Linked DNA regions of Homo sapiens: all the other regions are linked to region 2. The links are chromatin contacts, found by Hi-C or POLR2A ChIA-PET in ENCODE. All regions are on one chromosome and are shown on one strand. Each heading gives the region's core, a stretch centred on a gene start or an enhancer-like site at or near the end of the contact. The rest is flanking DNA. Distances are from core to core; before and after follow the strand shown. Region 1 holds the start of FYCO1 (FYVE and coiled-coil domain autophagy adaptor 1). Region 2 holds the start of EXOSC7 (exosome component 7). Region 3 holds the start of POMGNT2 (protein O-linked mannose N-acetylglucosaminyltransferase 2 (beta 1,4-)).

What was found. A loop is a pair of places that touch in the nucleus more often than their neighbours do. ChIA-PET counts read pairs that join two places held with the same protein, here RNA polymerase II (POLR2A). Pooled maps may share reads with other maps.
Region 1: a map of ascending aorta shows a loop between it and region 2 (14-fold over the local background). The contact joins the promoter of FYCO1 here to the promoter of EXOSC7 in region 2. A Hi-C loop is called at or near these places in 2 of 168 maps with a recorded cell type or tissue (CD8-positive, alpha-beta T cell and ascending aorta) and 5 of 50 pooled maps. POLR2A ChIA-PET finds 5 or more read pairs at or near these places in 1 of 52 experiments (HEK293T).
Region 3: a map of CD4-positive, alpha-beta T cell shows a loop between it and region 2 (5-fold over the local background). The contact joins the promoter of POMGNT2 here to the promoter of EXOSC7 in region 2. A Hi-C loop is called at or near these places in 2 of 168 maps with a recorded cell type or tissue (CD4-positive, alpha-beta T cell and CD8-positive, alpha-beta T cell) and 5 of 50 pooled maps.

What each region holds. Positions count from the first base shown.
Region 1 is chr3:45,994,547-45,997,246 of GRCh38, forward strand. It overlaps FYCO1 (FYVE and coiled-coil domain autophagy adaptor 1), which reads right to left and starts at 1,278. Exons shown (of 18, transcript NM_024513.4): 1 at 1,176-1,278. It overlaps LOC105377063 (a long non-coding RNA gene), which reads left to right and starts at 1,357. Exons shown (of 3, transcript XR_940799.3): 1 at 1,357-1,543. RefSeq lists enhancers at 1,077-1,576, 1,077-1,126, 1,147-1,306.
Region 2 is chr3:44,974,796-44,977,495 of GRCh38, forward strand. EXOSC7 (exosome component 7) reads left to right here and starts at 1,449. Exons shown (of 8, transcript NM_015004.4): 1 at 1,449-1,539. The coding sequence starts at 1,483. It overlaps ZDHHC3 (zDHHC palmitoyltransferase 3), which reads right to left and starts at 1,379. Exons shown (of 7, transcript NM_001135179.2): 1 at 1,138-1,379. RefSeq lists an enhancer at 359-903 and silencers at 1,126-1,225, 1,346-1,415.
Region 3 is chr3:43,104,824-43,107,523 of GRCh38, forward strand. POMGNT2 (protein O-linked mannose N-acetylglucosaminyltransferase 2 (beta 1,4-)) reads right to left here and starts at 1,256. Exons shown (of 2, transcript NM_032806.6): 1 at 1,013-1,256. RefSeq lists a silencer at 1,024-1,343.

The sequences.
Region 1 (2,700 bases), core at 28-2,527, 1.0 Mb after region 2:
CAGAAGGGAGGGTCAAGTGGAGCTCACTCAACAGGGGTCCACTTCAGAAGGTGGGAACTACTGAAAGCAGAAAACCTTGGCATGATAGCTCCAGCTCCCCACCCCTCCCCCACACCAGCCCCCAACACCCTCCAGCCGCATTAGGCAGATGGCAGGGGAATTAAGCTTGCAGCCTGAGACCACAAGGCCTGCACGGGCAGGAGAACCAGTGAGCAGATTAAGCCCTGGATCCTCTGCCCCGCAAAAGCCCCTGACCCATTTCTCTGTCGGGAAAGGAAACTGCTGTGGTAAGACAAGCAGAGGGGCTGAGAGGCTCTGGCCAACACAGGCAGTTTCAACAAGTGTTCTATTTTTTTTTCTGGAGAGGACACCCAATGGGAACAGTGAAGAGTGACAGGGACATCAGAGAATACATGTGCTTTAACAGGGGGCCACGCGGTTAACGTGTCAACCACATGTGCTTTTCTTACAAAAAATAAAATCCCGCCATCCTCCCCCCTCCCCGCCCCACCCCCGCCAGGTTTCAACAGCACGGACTCCAGTCCAGTGCAGTGCCGCCACACCAGAGACAACAGGTGTTTCGGGAAAAGACCCCTGGGGGCTAGCTCGAGACCCTGCGCATGGGCACAAGGGGCAGTGGATAGTGAATAGGTCTTGGCCAAAGGATGGGCCAGGAAGAAAGAAGCTTCTTCCCCTCCTGGGAAGAGGGCAGAGATCCGAGCACCAGCGGAGTCTTGCAAAGTGAAGGTCTGGGCTGTCCCGGCCCAACTGGGCCAGAGACTAAACTTCCTAAAGACCACGCAGGCAGGAACTCCGGGGCCTGCCCCATCCTGCGCTAAGACATTCAGGCTTGTTCTGAGACGCCGCATGGTGGGCTCCTTTCCTTTGCGGGCCCTCCGCCCTCCGGGGTCTTGGAACTGGTGTTTGGGGTCTGTCTTTCTAACCGACCAACAGAGGCAGGCTGGGTGCCTGGGCCGGCTTCCACCTGCCCGAGGTGCTTCCCGGCCCGCTGGGCAAGGACGGGGGCGCTCGGGCAGGGTCTGAGGGAGACCTGGGATGGGCGGGGACTGTAAGGGCAACAGGTGACAAGCCGCGCCCCGAGCGAAGCTCTCGCCTCAGGGATCGTGAGCGACCCAGGTGCCCCCAGAGTCCAGCCGGTCTTCCGCGGCACTTACGCGCTCGTGGGTCCACCGCCGGGCAGAACCGAAACTTTCTGGGGCCAAGCGGAAGAGGACGGGAACGCGGTGCTGACGGCCATGACGCGCACACCAAGAGGGTGGCGGGGGCGGACTACAACTCCCGGCGTGCTCCCCGGGGCTGAGGCCTGCAACTCCCATCGGACTCCCGGGGCTCCGACTACAACTCCCGGCGACTCCGCAGGGCGGGGTTTAAGTGCTCCCACCGCCCAGTCCCCGGACCGACTGTCCCACCCGCGACCCATGCTGGCCCCAGGTTAACGCCTGCAACCCCGGAGGGCCACAAATCAAAGGTCTGGCATCTTGACAACAACGCTGTTCTTGTGTGGCTAAGGAGCACTCCAAAGGTAGCTAGTTCGAGTTGAATCGTGCACGTGCTGTAAGTGTGAAATACACCTAGGTACCAAAGAGTCCGAAGAATGTTAACTAGCTCATTAATTTTTAGTGATTGCATGTTAAAATGATAATATTTTGATATATTGGGAAATAGAAAAACATGTATTGGTGGGCCTAATTTCCCATCTTTTAATCCCCCTTATTTCTTAATATCAGGGTCTTACTTAAAATTAGTGCTCAAAAACTACGTGTTTATGAACTACCACCCCTAACTTTGGCCCCATCCTCAGCCCAACTTCTATTTATAAGATGGGTGTTGCAAAGCACTGTGGAACTGAATACGATAGAACAAAATGCATTCAATCAGTGTCCGCTATGGGCACAGTAGAAAAGAGGAACACTACACGGGGACTTTGGCTTCTAACTGACTGCATTCCTTAGCTGTGGCTGGCTATCCTTTACTCTCTGCCCTAGTTCTCATCATTTAAGCCAGAAACAGCTCTCTCCCTTGTAGGACCTAGCTCGTGGTATCCAGTCAGGAACCGTGGTGGCCCAACATTCTAAACTGAGGAAGCAGGGTGTTGTCTGGGTACAATAATACAGAAAGAAAATCAATTTCTTAGTCGATTTTAGGCTATGACATCTCATTAGCCATCTAATTTTATAAATTAGATGTAGCTAAAACAGTGAGTTGGATGGATGGAGTAGTCAGTTTGGGGGTGGGGTTGGGAGGAGGTACATGAATAGAAGTGATTTCCACTCTTGTTAACAGAAAGGAGAACAGAAAGAAAACGGGGGGAGTGAGAAGATGACAAAGAGAAAAGTAATCAATGTAGTGGTCTAAGAGAAATCATTGCTCCAACCACTGTCTGAACAGCTTCATGCAATATTAAGGATGAGAGAGATTTTAATGTTGGTCATCTGGTCCAATATCCTTGTTTGAAACTGTGTGGGGAAAAAAAAACCTCCCTCAAACCGTATTTTTCCTCTACTCTTACACAACAGCAATCATCAACACAGGAGAATAATTTGGTGACCAGATGTGTGTGGGGTTTTCCCCACACACTGAGCAGTGGACCGCACCTGGGTGTCCTCCAATTCAATTCCGACACTATCTACCTGGAGTATCAGATCCCACAAGTGGAGGGCTCAGTCCCCAAGACTGCCT
Region 2 (2,700 bases), core at 199-2,698:
ATGTGAGCAAGCACTTCCTCTCTATAACCTTATCAGACGACCTCCCAATCCCACTGTGCCCACTGATGCGACCATCATAGCTCTAACCACCATGATCTGTGGTTATGTTGGCCCTGGAGCCTTCATCTGCCCAGGGAACTTCTCTGGGCATAGTATGTTTTACTTGTCTTGTGTTCTAAAGGTAGCACAAAGCCTATCTATAGTAGGCTCCCAATAGTTATCTGAAACTGTATTTGAACCCACTATCTGATAAATACCATTTTTTTTTTTTTTTGGCTGAGGGTCCTCAAAAATGGAACATCAGGAAAGTCATCAGAATTGCTTTAACCTGCCCTCCTTGCTTCAACTAATTTGGGTTAACTTTCTCCCATTTATCCACACGGCTCCTTTAAAACTTGCACCATACTTTGTCAGCCCCGCCTTAATGAGTTCCTTTGGTGACCCCAGCTTCACCTTGCAGATATCCTCTCCGGGTATCCAATGCCCATACTCCCACTCGGCCATCGCAAGGGGTTGGGGTTGGCTTTTTTTCGGGCAACTGCTCACAGCTCCCAGTAATCACTTCCATCAAGCCGGGGTTTCCAGTTCCCGCTAGGAAGCGTTGGGGACGTCCGGGCACTGCGCACCTCGCCAGTGCCGGTTACCAAGCGCCTCCTCCCCCGTCTGTGGGACAACGCTCTGGTAAGCACCCGAGGCAAGAGGTCCCAGCAAGGTAATGGGACAGCGTTCGGTCACAGAGAGTGAGCGAGCCAGCGAGAGATATTCCTGGGTGGAGGGGTGGGGACGCCTTAGGACTAGTGTCCCCCATTCCCGGACCCTTCCCACCAAGAACTACCTAGGGAGGGCTGCATCGCCTCTCCAGCCATCCTAGGGACTAGAGAAATGGAGGGGAGAAGAGCAGGGAAACAGCACCCCCGGGCCAATCACGACGTCCGCCCCTCCTTAGTCGGGGTCTCTCTCTCTCTCTCTCTCTCTCTCACACACACACACACACACACACACACACACACGCTCCTAAGTCAACTCCAGCTCTGAGCAACTACGCCGCACGCCTCTCCCACTGGGAGTCCCCCGGCCCGTGAGGCTCGCCTCACCCCAGCTTCTTCACCCCTACCCCAGTTTCCCTTCCCAACTGACCGTGAAGCCGGAGGCAGTTCCCCAGTCCCAGACCCCGGTGGGGCTCCCGCCGCCGCCGCCGCTGCCTTCCCCTGCAGTCCCCAACCCGGGACCCGGCCTCGGGCTTCGGCGATGGCTCCTCGGAACGAGGCGCCGCGGCTCTCTGGACTCGGCCAGACACCGGGCGGCGCGCAGGAGAAGCCCATCGAGCTCTCCCGGCAGTGGCGGCGGCCGCGGCTGCAGGAGCGGCCGCCGCGCAGGTTGATGACGCGCTGACGCGGGGCGGGGGGGGGTGGGACGTGGGGGCGCGGTCCAGAGGAGGGGACGCGCGCAGATGACGTGCGGCTCGTGGGGCAGCTCGGCAGCATGGCGTCCGTGACGCTGAGCGAGGCGGAGAAGGTGTACATCGTGCATGGCGTCCAGGTAGCTACAGCAGCGGCGTTGGGTCGGCCGCCGGGTTCAGCCTGGCCCTGCGGGTCGCGGCCTGCCCTGGGTTTGCCAGTGAGGAGGCAGCCGAGCTGCGGCGACTCTCCGTTTACCTTGTGATTAAACGGTTCTGCTGCCGGCGTTTGCAATTCAGAGCTGGCAACGTGGACGTTTTTAGGACTGTTAGCGCATTTGCAGTTTTGCGGGTCTATAAGATTCCGAACCCGGGCAGGAAGCTTGGGCAGTCTCGGAGGCCTTTTCTTAGTGAGAGAGCATCGGCCCCAGGGCCATCCATTCGGCGTTCGCGCACAGATCTTGTCCGAGCCTCAGTTTTCTCTTCGAGGAAATGGGAGTTTGGAGGTGGGCTTCTGGCCTGCTTTTCCTCACCTCGTGGTTAGGAGGGCGCATGCGAGGTGAACGCACTTTGAAAATACAAATTGCCGTACAAATAAAGGGGGAAGGGTTTTTAAAAAGCGGCTAGGACGCCTGTAATCCCAGCACTTTGGGAGGCCGAGGCGGGCGGATCACGAGGTCAAGAGACCGTCCTGACCAACATGGTGAAACCCCGTCTCTGCTAAAAATACAAAAAAATTTAGCTGGGCGTGGTGGCGCACGCCTGTAGTCCCAGCTACTCGGGAGACTGAGGCAGGAGAATCGCTTGAACCCGGGAGGCGGAGGTTGCAGTGAGCCGAGTCTCAAAAAAAAAGCGGCTAGGCAGCCGATAGCCTAAGTGCTGTTTCCATTTTGCCAATGAAGAACTAAGATCCCTAGGCAGCTATAACCTAATGTCCTCTGTGTTCTATATTAAATCCCTGGTTATGACCACTCCAGAACGAGGGTTGAAAAATGTTGGACCTGGTAACGAGCTACCCTGTATCCTCCTCCGGCTGTGTCTCCACTTGTTAACCTACGGTGTGGTCCTCCTATCAGAGTTCTTCATCCCATCCTTGGCAGAGTTCTGGCGACAGCTCCTACCTCTTTTCCTCATGCCTTTCCTCTGTCAGTACCAACTGCAAAGTCAGTGGTCCCGTGATGTAGCCATCGGATTGAAGCGGCCAGCTATCATTGAAGTCCCACAACGTGAGTTAAGGACATGTCCATTTAAAAATCGTGACCTGCCGTTATCTTCTGGGCCCTTTATATATGAAGAAATGCCAA
Region 3 (2,700 bases), core at 6-2,505, 1.9 Mb before region 2:
CACTGCAACCCCGTGATAAAGGCACTGTACTTTCATCTCCACTTCACAGAGAAAGAAACAGAGGCTAAGAGAGGATAAGTGACTTGCTTAAACGCACACCGCTAGTAGCCGAGAACCAAGATTTGAAGGCGGGGCACATATTGTAGTAAACATTTGGTGAATGAAACCTCCTCTGTCTATGCTCTTAGCTACTAAGTCCTATCAAGCTCGCCCCATAACCCTGAAGTCATCCTTTTCCACGCGGAGCCTTGCTTCTCCCAAGAGTACGCTCTAAGTGTTGGCTGGCAATAAAGTAGGCAGACACTGGTCGCCCTGCACCTGGTGCAAGACTCTGGCCTGACGGTCACATACTTTAGCAGAGAGTTCCCATCAGTGAGCTGGAGACGGGTTCCTAAACACACACATGGAGTCAGGAGTTCACTGGGTTCCTTCTTCAGAGGCTACTCTGGCACTGCCAAGCAGGCCGTGGCAAGCTCTTACCACCGGACACACATGGTAGGTGCCCTACTGGCCCCCAAAGCGCCCAGGAATCAGCTGCAGGCCTGCCGGGGTTCTGCCTTCAAAGGCAGTTGGGGAGGCCCAGGCCCGCTCCGCGCACCTCGCGTGGCTCCCCACCACCCCCGCCAAATGTGCACCACCCATCACCTCCCAAAGCAAAAGGGCCTGAGGACCCGACGCCAGTGCCTGCCACGAGCTGAGGGCTCGAACTGGCAAGCCCCAGGGCGTTGCCCAGGTCCCCGGCCCCCGGCCCCCGACCCCCAATCCCCGGCCCCCGACCCTGAGGGTCCACCCCCGCCCCGCCCACCTCCCGCGCCTCCCTCAGCTCGCTTCACACGTCACCCCTCAGTTCTGCAAACTCTCCTGGATCCCGAAGGCGTCCTAGAACCTCCCCCTCACCCCGGGGCCCAGCACCGCGTCGTCCCCTCCAGGGGGCCGAGGGTTCGACACCTCCACTTCAAGTCCCAGGCGGGTGTCGGAGTCCGCTCCAGCCCCAAGCGCGCGCGCGTCTTACCTGAAGCCTGGACTCCGCGGGACGAAGCCACCTCCGCCGACGCGTCCAGGAGGCCCCACGGCGGCGCCGCTTTCCCACCCCGCCGCCGCCCCCAGCGCCAGCTTCTGGCCCAGGAGGCCCAGAAGGCCCAGGCAGCCAGCACAGGTTTGGCCGCGCCGCCGGGTTCGCAGCGACCGCCACCTCCAGGCTCGCAGGTGTCCGCCGTGCGCCTGCCCGGCGGGCGAGCCCGGCGCGGAGCCTGTGCGCCTGCGCAGAGCCGCGAGTTCGGTTGCCCTGGCCCCGGCCACAACCTTGGCTCGCGGAATCCTGGGAGGTGTAGTTTTGCGTACGAGGACAGCCCGCGCCGCCACCAGCCTGCGGAATGTTGGGAGTGATAATTTGCGCCGAGAGGCTGAGTTTTACTTAGTGTTAGGATTACACAGTTATGGCAGTTCTGATAATAAATTTAAATGCAAGTTTAACCAACAACCAAATGTCATTGTAAAGTCAAGGTAATTAATACGTTTACATGCTTTTAAAAATTGTAATGCTACAGAGAACTTACAAAAGCACCAGTCCTCTGCGGCACCATTCCATTAACCAGCTGTCACCTTATCCCACCGTCCAGTCCTGGCTGTCCAGTCCTCAAGGGCAGCTACTTATGGCTGTGGCATCTGGCATTCCCGCGGATTCTCCGAATATACATATGCCCCTATTTCTTGAGTTATGAATTTTAGATCTTTTGACTTCTTTTTTAGATCTCTTGACTTTTTTTGAACTTAAGTCATCTAGAGATGCACCTACCACCACCAACTCCACCTCCATAGAGTTATAAGATTTCTACCTATCAAATTGGGAAAGCCCTGACTTTAATTTATGATTATTTTAAATTAGCCCAAATGTTAAGGTATTAAGTTGGTAAATTTTTGCAGGGCAATTTGTCAATACAGCCAAAAACCTTTAAAAACATGTAGTCAAAAGCCTCTAACCAAGAAATTCTAATAATTGTGGATGACTGCAAAGGCTGAATAGTGTTGTTTAGATGATAATAAACTGAAAGGCTGAAGTGGTGATATTACTTTCAGAGAGAGTAGAATTGACAGCAAGGAAAATTACCAAGAATAAAAAAGGGATAATTATATAATGATAAAAGGTTCAATTCACCAAGAAGACATAATTCTAAATGTGGATACACCTAACGACATAGCCTTAACATAAATAAATCAAATGATAGAACCATAATTAGAAATAGACAACTCTGCAACTGTAATTGGAAACTTCAGCATCCCTCTCTCAACAACTGATAGAACACTAGACAGAAAGTCAGCAAGGATATAGAAAAGATCAACACTAATACCATCCTAATCTAATTGATATTTACATAATACTTCACCCACCAACAGAATACACATTCTTTTCAAGCAACCTTGGTATATATATTAAGATAAACTGTATCCTGGATCATAAGTTTTTAAATATACAGAAGACATTAATATATATTTTACCAAAGTAGTTATACAGATGGCAAATAAGGACAGATGTTCATCACTAGCCATAAAGGAAATGCAAATTAAGACTATGCTGAGATATCACCATACACCTATTTAAAACAGCTTAAAAAGGCAGGGCGCGGTGGCTCATGCCTGTAATGCCAGCACTTTGGGAGGCCATGGCTGGCGAATCACGAGGTCAGGAGTTCAAGACCAGCC